2 separate regions of the Homo sapiens genome follow, and region 1 is linked to region 2. Evidence: read pairs that join two places in POLR2A ChIA-PET (ENCODE). Cell type or tissue: PC-9. All regions are shown on one strand. Region 1 has its middle 52 kb from the start of MACF1. Region 2 has its middle 5.3 kb from the start of NDUFS5.

The links. ChIA-PET counts read pairs that join two places held together with the same protein. Peaks named below come from ENCODE experiments on the same cell type or tissue, not always from the same donor. Only the 100,000 strongest peaks of a DNase experiment are listed, where the experiment ranks them.
Region 1: POLR2A ChIA-PET joins it to region 2 with 10 read pairs; 4 of 35 experiments call an interaction of 5 or more read pairs at or near these places.

Annotation. Positions count from the first base shown.
Region 1 is chr1:39,149,968-39,154,967 of GRCh38, reverse strand. It overlaps a transcript of MACF1 not described here and the pseudogene RNA5SP44. Among named protein-coding and RNA genes, the nearest start is that of MACF1, 52 kb to the left of the region's middle. In PC-9, no CTCF peak of the experiment used is centred here; no DNase peak of the experiment used is centred here; H3K27ac peaks cover 1,434 bases.
Region 2 is chr1:39,018,517-39,023,516 of GRCh38, reverse strand. No RefSeq gene overlaps it. Among named protein-coding and RNA genes, the nearest start is that of NDUFS5, 5.3 kb to the left of the region's middle. RefSeq lists an enhancer at 3,116-3,285. In PC-9, no CTCF peak of the experiment used is centred here; no DNase peak of the experiment used is centred here.

The DNA.
Region 1 (5,000 bases), 130 kb before region 2:
ACAGACAGGGAAACGTGAAAGACTTAGGATCTGGCAGACTAATAGGCATTCTCTGGCCAGCTGCTGACAAAGCGGAAAAAAAGCCCTTCTGTCTCCAACAGCCCTTACAAAGGCACAGACACCTAAGAGCTGAGTGGAACTTGACTGAATGCAGCCAGATCAGGAAGTCCAAGACTACAGTGCCTGAGATGTGGTCCTGAGGGCTTCTGAATCTACAGTGACAGGATGGCTGTTAAAAAAAAAAAATCCCTTACCCTGCTCAAGGACAGAGCCCAGATGAGTCAGGTTCAGGATACTGCTCCTGAAACAGGGCAAGTCTGTCAGCAGACAGTTACTATCGAGGAGAAAGATCTAGACCAATGAGGCGAGAACGAATCATATCTTAGAGTTCCCATAGTTCCCCCAAAGCCCCCTAGAAATCAACACCTTCCATAATTCCTTTGAAGCAATCTTTCTCCTAAAAACAAAGGTCCCCCTCCCATAGAGCACCCACGTATCAGTGTCAGAGAAACTGAACCTGGACAGCAAGATCAAGGAATTCATTCAATCATTCATCCCACATATATCTGTTGAATGCTTACCAGGTAGGAGGCACTGACCTACATGCTAGAACCCAGAACTCAGAGTCTCACCAGAGGGAGAGCAGGACGAAAAAAATATGGCAGTGTCTCGTCCACGGCCATACCACCCTGAACACGCCTGATCTCGTCTGATTTTGGAAGCTGAGCAGGGCCAGGCCTGGTTAGTACTTGGATAGTAGAAATGGCAGTGTCTCCTCAGATTCAAAGATGAGGGTCATGGGGTCATCAAACTAAGGGCACAGCTGACTTCCAACTGCTCACTCTTCAGACAAACCCTGAAGAAATTTAAGAACAGAAAAGGTAACTCTCCTCATATAAATACACTGATTTTCTTTGAGGCAGAACTGACATCCTGACAACCAGTTGCTACTATTATCCCAAAGCAGCTGCTAACCCAGGAAACAGCAAAAATGTCTCCAGTGACTTAAGGAGCCAGTAACAAAAGCAGGTGCCAGGTTCAGGGACCTATTCAGGGAGCAACAAAGATCACTTTCTTCATTGTCTCCCCCTGGCAGCAGTGTCTGGTGGAGAGAAGCGTTGAATTACACCTTGTCCTTCTGGTCTGCTGGACAGAAAATGAGTTTGCCATTTGAAGAAAGGGCTGTCCCCAGGGCCACAGCTGCCTCTGCAGGGCTGAAGAAAGGAAGACAAAAAAAGTCAGGCTTCATACTTCGAAGGAAAGGGCTGAAATGGCAAGACCAAGTGAGGCTTTAAAGGAAATTAAGTGTAGGTCTGGCAAAAAGGGTACGAAGAGCTCTGCTCACCCTGTGGCCACCCCAGGCCTGGGTAATTACTTCACGTGGATTAGACCTATGCTTCACGGCCCAACAAGAGGCTTTAAAAGAGCCCATGCTTTAGGCTACAGACCCTCGAATAAGCTCACTCTCGTTGAGCCTTTTCTTTTTGGCTGTGGGTCCAAGGAGAAATGGTTGGCTCCTTTGAGTCCTTTCCTCCCTAAGGTGCTTATGTAATACTAAGAGATCAAATGAGGTAAGAAGCACTGAGCAACTGAGAGAGAAGGCAAAAACACTTGCTTTTAGGATAAATCTGTACCTATAGGACCTCAGATTCTAGCCCCACCTGAGACTAAGGTTCCCCTCTCAGTTTATAAAATCCCAAAATAACCTAAAAGCCTCACTGCCAGGCATTCTGAGGACCTAGGAAAAGATCAGAGGTAAGAGTCACCTTCCACTGGAACAAGGTTATAGATCTCTAGCAGAGAGATGGAAGGGTAGGAAATTGATTTCCACAAAGGCATATTGAAACAGTCAGGTGTAACAGAGGTCAGGTCAACAGCTTCCTACCACCCGCAAGAACAGTTTCTCTCATCAACTCCATCAAAACCCAGAGGATACAGCTGCACCACTAAGTCAGCTAAAGATCAGTGCCTGCTTAGGAGAACTACATTTGGTTATTCTGAAAAACCTAGTGGAAGAAAAGTGCTTACTGGCTCAACTCACCTGGGCTGTTCTGCCAGCAAATCAAACAAGTCTCTAGAAACATAGGCCACCAACTGCCTTTTTTTTTTTAATTTGTTTAAGTCACTTGGTTTGTGATAAAGTTCTGGTAGCATTCTTTTGTTGCTTTTGAGTAGAGGAAGAAGGCAAAATAAACATTTTTCAAAAGTCAGATTCCAGACACCAAAAATAACATAACGGAATTTTCCTCTGAAGCTGCCTTTTGCTAACAATGAGGCTATATTTAAAAAGAAAGTCCAAGATAGAATGTATGGTGGCACCTCCAGAATGGTAGTGTATGAATTCTGAGGAACTTTTTTACTGTGACGTCTAAGATAAAATTCTGTGGGAGAACATCACAATGTTGAGGAAGTGCTAAAAGCACCTAACAGGGAGAACGTCAATGAGGGTGTCAACATCTGTTTAAAAAGTAGTGGGTACATATGTATCTGCTATACATTTTCTGTACTTGTCTATATGCTTGAAATATACAAAATTAACAATTACAGCAATGTGACTAGAAATATTCCATGGAGTTTAAAAAAGAAAAAAAAATTAAAGCAATGAATCAAATTATCCATCAAATTTACAAGTACACATACCTTTTGAAACAGCAATTCACATTTAAGAATTTTACCTAAAGATATACACTGTGCACGCCGGGCACAGTGTTGCATGCCTGTAATCCCAGCACTTTGGGAGGCCAAGGTGGGCGGATCACAAAGTCAGGAGATCCAGACCATCCTGGCCAACATGGTGAAACCCCATTTCTACTAAAAATACAAAAATTAGCTGAGCATGGTGGTGGGCATCTGTAATCCCAGCTACTTGGGAGGCTGAGGCAGGAGAATCGCTTGAACCTGGGAGGTGGAGGTTGCAGTGAGCTGAGATTGCGCCATTGCACTCCAGCCTAGGTAACAAGAGCAAAACTCCGTCTTAAAAAAAAATAAAAAATATATATATTTTATAAAAGACAAGAATGTGAGTTCTGAATCCTGATCCCAGTACTGCCACTGAACACATACCCTTCTTAATCATTCATATACTCAACAAGCAGTTTTTTATTCACTACCCTGTGCCAAATTTGTAGAGCACTGATGGAAATGAAGAGCTCTCAGTCTCTTTCCTCTCTCAGCTTATAATCTAGTAAGGGAGACAAACAAGTAACCTAACACATAATATGGTACAACTAATGCAGATAAAGATATACAGAAGCAAAGCAAAAAGGAAGCCTAGTGGCCTAGGTAAGGATTTCCAAAGGAGATGATGCTTGAACTGGGACCTCAGGGCCACAGAGAATTAAGAGTGAGGGGAACAGGGTGTTTCAGACAGAGGAAACAAAGTAGAAACATGAGCAAACATGAAGCATTTAAGCAACTCAATTTAATATGGCTAGAATGTAGGGTGCTTTCTACTTCGGAAGAATAATGGCAGGAAATGAAAGCTTTGCATGCCATGCTAAAGAAACCAGATTCACCCCAAAGACAATGGAAACCCATTGCAAGGGCTTCCGAGTGACTATTTTTATAATCAGATTTTAATTTTAGAAAGAGCATTCTGGCAGTAACGAAAAGGAAGGGAGGAAACCAATTAGGACACTATAGATACAGAATCTGAACTAAGAAAGTACTACTGTTATCAAAACAAAGGAAAGGACACAGATTTGAAACGAAATTATACAGCATTTGATCGCTGTTTTATTTGAATTGGGGTCTGGTAGGGTGTATGGACAAAGAGAAGGAAGATTATCAAATGATTCCCAAATATCTCATTTGTGTGCCTGGATAGAAGATAGTACCTTAAATAAAGTAAGGAGTAAGAGAGAGAAAAGCAGGTTTGCCAGAGTGAAGGGTTTCATCTGGAACATGTTGAGTCAAAGACACCTACAGGATATCCAAAAGAAGTCCTCTAGCTCTCAGAGATAAAATCTTGGAGCTCGGAAGAGAAAACTGGCCCAGAGTCACCACAGCAGTTGAAGCCATGAGTACAAATAAGATCACTCATGAAAACTATGTAGAGTGCCAAGGACAAAATCCTAGAAAGTATCTTTCTTTAAAGGTGAACAAAGGGAAGATAAATACGAAAATGAGGAAGAAAGAAAATCAGGAGAGGATAAAATCACAAAAGGTTAGGGAAGGAGAAACTTTTAAGGAGAATGGAGTGTTTCATAGTGTCAAGTACCACAGAAAGGTCAAGTAAGATCAGAGCTGAAAATTTACCATTGGATTTGGCAATTAGGAGGTGACTGGTGACCTTGACAACTGCAATTTCAGTGTAGCAGAGAGGGTTGGAAGCTAAAAGGCAGGTATATACCATTCTTCAAGAATCTTGGAGGAAACAAAGAACACGGCTGTGAAAGGGGATTCTCACTTAACATCTTTTGTTTTCCACTCCCCCTCCCATAATATGTTTGAGTATTTAAGAAAAATAAAGAGGAAAATGCACATAAAATAATGTTAACATTTAGTAGGTATTAGGTGTAGAATGACAATAATCCACTGTATTATTACCATTACTTTAAGCAGATTCCATTTACTTTGTAAATCACCAAATATTTTTTGACACTGTGCAAAATACAGAACTAGTAATGTGAGAGACAAAAAAGAGTTTATGCCAGGCACGGTGGCTCACACCTGTAATCCCAGCACTGTGGGAGGCCAAGGTGGGCGAATCGCTTGAGCTCAGGAATTTGAGACCAGCCTGAGCACATGGCAAAACCCCATCTCTAGTAAAAATACAAAAAAATTAGCCAGCCATGGTGACATGCGCCTGTAACCCCAGCTACTTGGGAAGCTGGGGTGGGAGGATTGCTTGAGTGCAGGAGGTTGCAGTGAGCCGAGACTGCACCACTGCACTTCAGCCTGGGTGACAGAGGGAGACAGTCTCCAAAAAAAAAAAAGTTCATGATATAGTCCCAGGTTCTAGGAGTTTAAAATCCTGTAGAAGAAAATAATGCATACAT
Region 2 (5,000 bases):
TTTTTCTGCTAAAACTTTTGCTAGTTTTCTCAAAACACTCTCATAATAAGCAGATGTTATTGTTCTTTGGCCCTCCAGAAAGTCAATAAACAAAATGCCTTGAACATTAAAAAAAAAAAAACGAATGACATGACCTTTGCTCTTGACTGGTCCACTTTTGCTTTGACCAGACACTTCCACCTCTTGGTAGCCATTGCTTTGATTGTGCATTGTCTTTAGGATTGTACTGGTAAAGCCATGTTTCATCTCCTATTACAATTCTTCAAAGAAATGCTTCAGGATCTTCATCCTGCTTGTTTAAAATTCCCATTGAAAGCTCTGCAGCTGATCTGGGCATGATGGTTTGGCACCTGCCAAGTGGAATGTTTGCTCAACTTTAGTTTTTCAGTCAGAATTATGTAAGCCGAACCAAGTGAGATGCCTATGGTATTGATTATTATTTCTGCTGTTGTCAATCCACTTCAGTTAGGACACAAAATGTTTTTCTCATAAATTGATGTGGATGGTCTGCCACTGTGGGTTTCATCTTCAACATCATTTCATCCCTTCTTTATTTTGTTTCTTTTTGGAGATGGAGTCTTGCTCTGTCGCCCAGGCTGGAGTGCAATGGCGTGGTCTCGGCTCACTGCAACCTCCGCCTCTTGGGTTCAAGCAGTTCTCCTGCCTCAGCCTTCCCAGGTAGCTGGGATTATAAGAGCCCACCACAATGCCCAGCTAATTTTTGTATTTTTGGTGGAGACGGGGTTTCACCATGTTGGCCAGGCTGGTCTTGAACTCCTGACCTCAGGTGATTCGCCTGCCTCAGCATCTCAAAGTGCTGAGATTACAGGCATGAGCCACCACGCCTGGCCAAGTATTCTTAAAGAAAATAAATACTAGGAGTCTGTAGTAGAGGCACAGCCCGGCCTAATCTCATCCCTTCTTAAAACAAATTATCTGGCCACGTGCGGTGGCTCATGCTTGTAATCCCAGCACTTTGGGAGGCCGAGGCAGGTGTATCACCTGAGGTCAGGAGTTCAAGACCAGCCTGGCCAACATGGCAAAACCCCATCTCTACTAAAAATACAAAAATTAGCCGGGCGTGGTGGCAGGCGCCTGTAATCCCAGCTACCCAGGGAGGCTGAGGCAGGAGAATCACTGGAACGTGGGAGGCAGAGGCTGCAGCGAGCCTAGATCATGCCACTGCACTCCAGCCTGGGTGACAGAGTGAGACTCCCTCTCAAAAAACAACAACAAAAAACAATTTATCTATTTGTAAACTGCTGATTTCTTTGAGGCATTGTCCCCATAAGCTTTTCGTAAAGCTTCAATGATCTCACCATTCTTCCACCCAAGCTTAACCATAAACTTGATATTTGTTCTTGCTTCAATTTTAGCAGAATTCATGTTACTCTTATAGGGGCTCTTTTCAAACTAATGTCTTATCCTTCATAGTGCCTCAAAGTAGATCCTGCTCAGACATGTTATAACAAGTTAGTACAAATTTATTTTGGTGCAAAAATTTTTTGAAATCTATGCATAGTTTTTTCATAATACACATTTTTCATAAACTTTGTGAAGACCTCTTGTATGTCCAGCTGAATACTGCAGGATTATATAACTGGTAACTCATGGCCCTTGCCCACAAAGTGCTAGTGGCGAGTTATCACTACCTTTTCCAGTCCCCTGCCCCTTTTCTTGTTTGTTGATGGTGTCATCTTCCCAGCCACTTAGGCAGCAAACTCTGGAGTTGTATTCTGCCTTTTCCTTTTCTTTCATTTAGTATTTAATTACAGCACAAGTTCTGTCAAATATTCCTTCAACAAATTTCCAATTTATCTCTTCCTTCTTGTCTCCCAACTCCTCACTCCAATCTGTTCTGCATGACTGGTCATCCTAAAATACAGATTTCATCATATCATTCCTCAGAAATACCATGCAGGGTTAAGCATGATGGCTCATGCCTGTAATCCCAGCACTTTAGGAGACTGAAGTGGATTGCTTGAGCCCAGGAGTTCGAGACCAGCCTGAGCAACATAGTGAGATCTTGTCAATACAACAACAACAAAAAAAATTAAAAAAAAATTAGCTGGGCATGGTGGTGTGTTGCTTGTAGTCCCAGCTACTCAGGAGGCTGAGGCAGGAGGATCACTTGAGCCCAAAAGGTTGAGGCTGCAGTGAGCCATGATTGAGCTACTGAACTCCAGGCTGCAGTAAGCCATGATTGAGCTACTGAACTCCAGTCTGGGTGACAGAGCAAGACCCTGTCAAAAAGAGAGAGAGACAGAGAGACAGAGAGAATGGAAGGAAGGAGGGAGGGAGGGAGGGAGGGAAGGAAGGAAGGAAGGAAGGAAGGGAGGGAGGGAGGGAGGGAGGGAGGCTGGGTGTGGTGGCTCACACCTGTAATCCCAACACTTTGGGAAGGCAAGGTGGGTGGATCACCTGAGGTCAGGAGTTTGAAACCAGCCTGGCCAACTTGGTGAAGCCCCGTCTCTACTAAAAATATAAAAATTTGCTGGGCATGGTGGCAGGTGCCTGTAATCCCAAATACTTGGGAGGCTGAGGCAGGAGAATCACTTGAACCTGGGAGGCGGAAATTGCAGCAAGTCAAGATCACGCCATTGCACTCCAGCCTGGGCAATGGAGTGGGACTCTGTCTCAAAACAAACAAAAACAAAACAAAGACAAAAAACCACAAAAACAAACAAAAAAAACTCAACACCTTTTACAATAGCTGCAAAAAATAAAATAAAATATTTAGGAATATACCTAACCAAGGAGGCAAAAGACCTCTACAAGGAAAATTACAAAACACTGCTGAAAGAAATGATAGATGACACAAACAAATGGAAACACATCCCATGTTCATGGATGGGTAGAAATCAATATTGTGAAAATGACCATACTGCCAAAAGCAATCTACAAATTCAACGCAATCCCCATCAAAATACCACCACCATTCTTCACAGAATTAGAAAAAACAATTCTAAAAAAAAAAATTATAAAATTTATATGGAACCAAAAAAGAGCTTGCATAGCCAAAGCAAGGCTAAGCAAAAAGAACAAATCTGGAGGCATCACATTACCTGATTTTAAACTATACTATAAGGCCATAGTCACAAAACAGCATAGTACTGATATAAAAATAGGCACATAGGCCGGGTGCAGTGGCTCACACCTGTAATCCTAGCACTTTGGGAGGCTGAGACAGGCGGATCACCTGAGGTCAGGAGTTTGAGACCAGCCTGGCCAACATGGCCAAACCCCATCTCTACTAAAAATAAAAAAATTAGCCCGGCGTGGTGGTGCACACCTGTAATCCCAGCTACTCAAGAGGCTGAGGAAGGAGAATTGCTTGAACCTGGAAGGTGGAGGTTGCAGCGAGCCAAGATCACGCCACTGCACTCCAGCCTGCTCGACAGGAGCGAGACTCCATCTCAAAATAATAATAATAATAATAATAATAATAATAAAATAAATAAATAGGCACATAGACCAATGGAACAGAATAGAGAACCCAGAAATAAACCCAAATATTTACACCCAACTGATCTTTGACAAAGCAAACAAAAACATAAAGTGAGGAAAGGACACCTTTTCAACAAATGGTGCCTGGACAATTGGCTAGCCATGTGTAGGAGAATGAAACTGGATCCTCATCTCTCACCTTAAATAAAAATCAACTCAAGATGGATTAAGGACTTAAATCTAAGACCTGAAACTATAAAAAGTCTAGAAAATAACTTAGACATTGGCTTAGGCAAGAATTTCATGACGAAGAAGCCAAAAGCAAATGCAATAAAAACAAAGACAAATAGTTGGGACTTAATTAAACTAAAGAGATTTTGCATGGCAAAAGTAACAGCCAGCAGAGTAAACAGACAACCCACAGAGTGAGAGAAAATCTTCACAATCTATATCTGACAAAGGATTAATATCCAGAATCTATAACAAAAACAAACTCAAACAAATCAGTAAGAAAAAAAAATCCCATCAAAAAGTGGGCTAAGGACATGAATACACAATTCTCAAAAGAAGATATACAAATGACCAACAAACATATTTAAAAAAGCTCAACATCACTAATGATCAGGGAAATGCAAATCAAAACCACAATGCGATACCATTATACTGCTGCAAGAATGGCCGCAGTAAAAAAATCAAAAAAGGCCGGGCGCGGTGGCTCATGCCTGTAATCCCAGCACTTTGGGAGGCGGAAGCGGGTGGATCACGAGGTCAGGAAATCAAGGCCATCCTGGCTAACACGGTGAAACCCCGTCGCTACTAAAAATACAAAAAATTAGCCGGGCGTGATGGCGGGCGCCTGTAATCACAGCTACAGGGGAGGCTGAGGCAGGAGAATGGTGTCAACCCGGGAGGCGGAGCTTGCAGTGAGCCGAGTCGCGCCACTGCACTCCAGCCTGGGCTACACAGGCAGACTCCGTCTCAAAAAATAAATAAATAAATAAATAAATAAATAAATAAATAAATAAATAAATCAAAAAACAGGCATGGTGGCTCATGCCTGTAATCCCAGCACTTTGGGAGGCCAAGGCAGGCAGATCACCTGAGGCCAGGAGTTTGAGACCAGCCTGGCCAACGTGATGAAAGCCTGTCTCTACTAAAAGTACAAAAATTAGCTATGCGTGGTGGCAGGCGCCTGTAATCCCAGCTACTCGGGAAGCTAAAGCATGAGAATCGCTTAAACCTGGGAGTTGGAGGTTGCAGTGAGCCAAGGTCACGCCACTGCACTCCAGCCTGGGGGATAGTGCAAGACTCTTGTCTCTAAAAAAATAAATAAAATAAAAAAGCAGTAGATGTTGGCATGGATGCAGTGATCAGGGAACAATTCTACACTGCTGGTGGGCATGTAAACTAGTACAGCCACTATGGAAAACTATGTGGAGATTCCTTAAAGAATTAAAAGTAGAACTACCATTTGATCCAGCAGTCTCACTACTGGGTATCTATCCAGAGGAAAAGAAGTCATTATACGAAAAAGATACTTGTACACACATGTT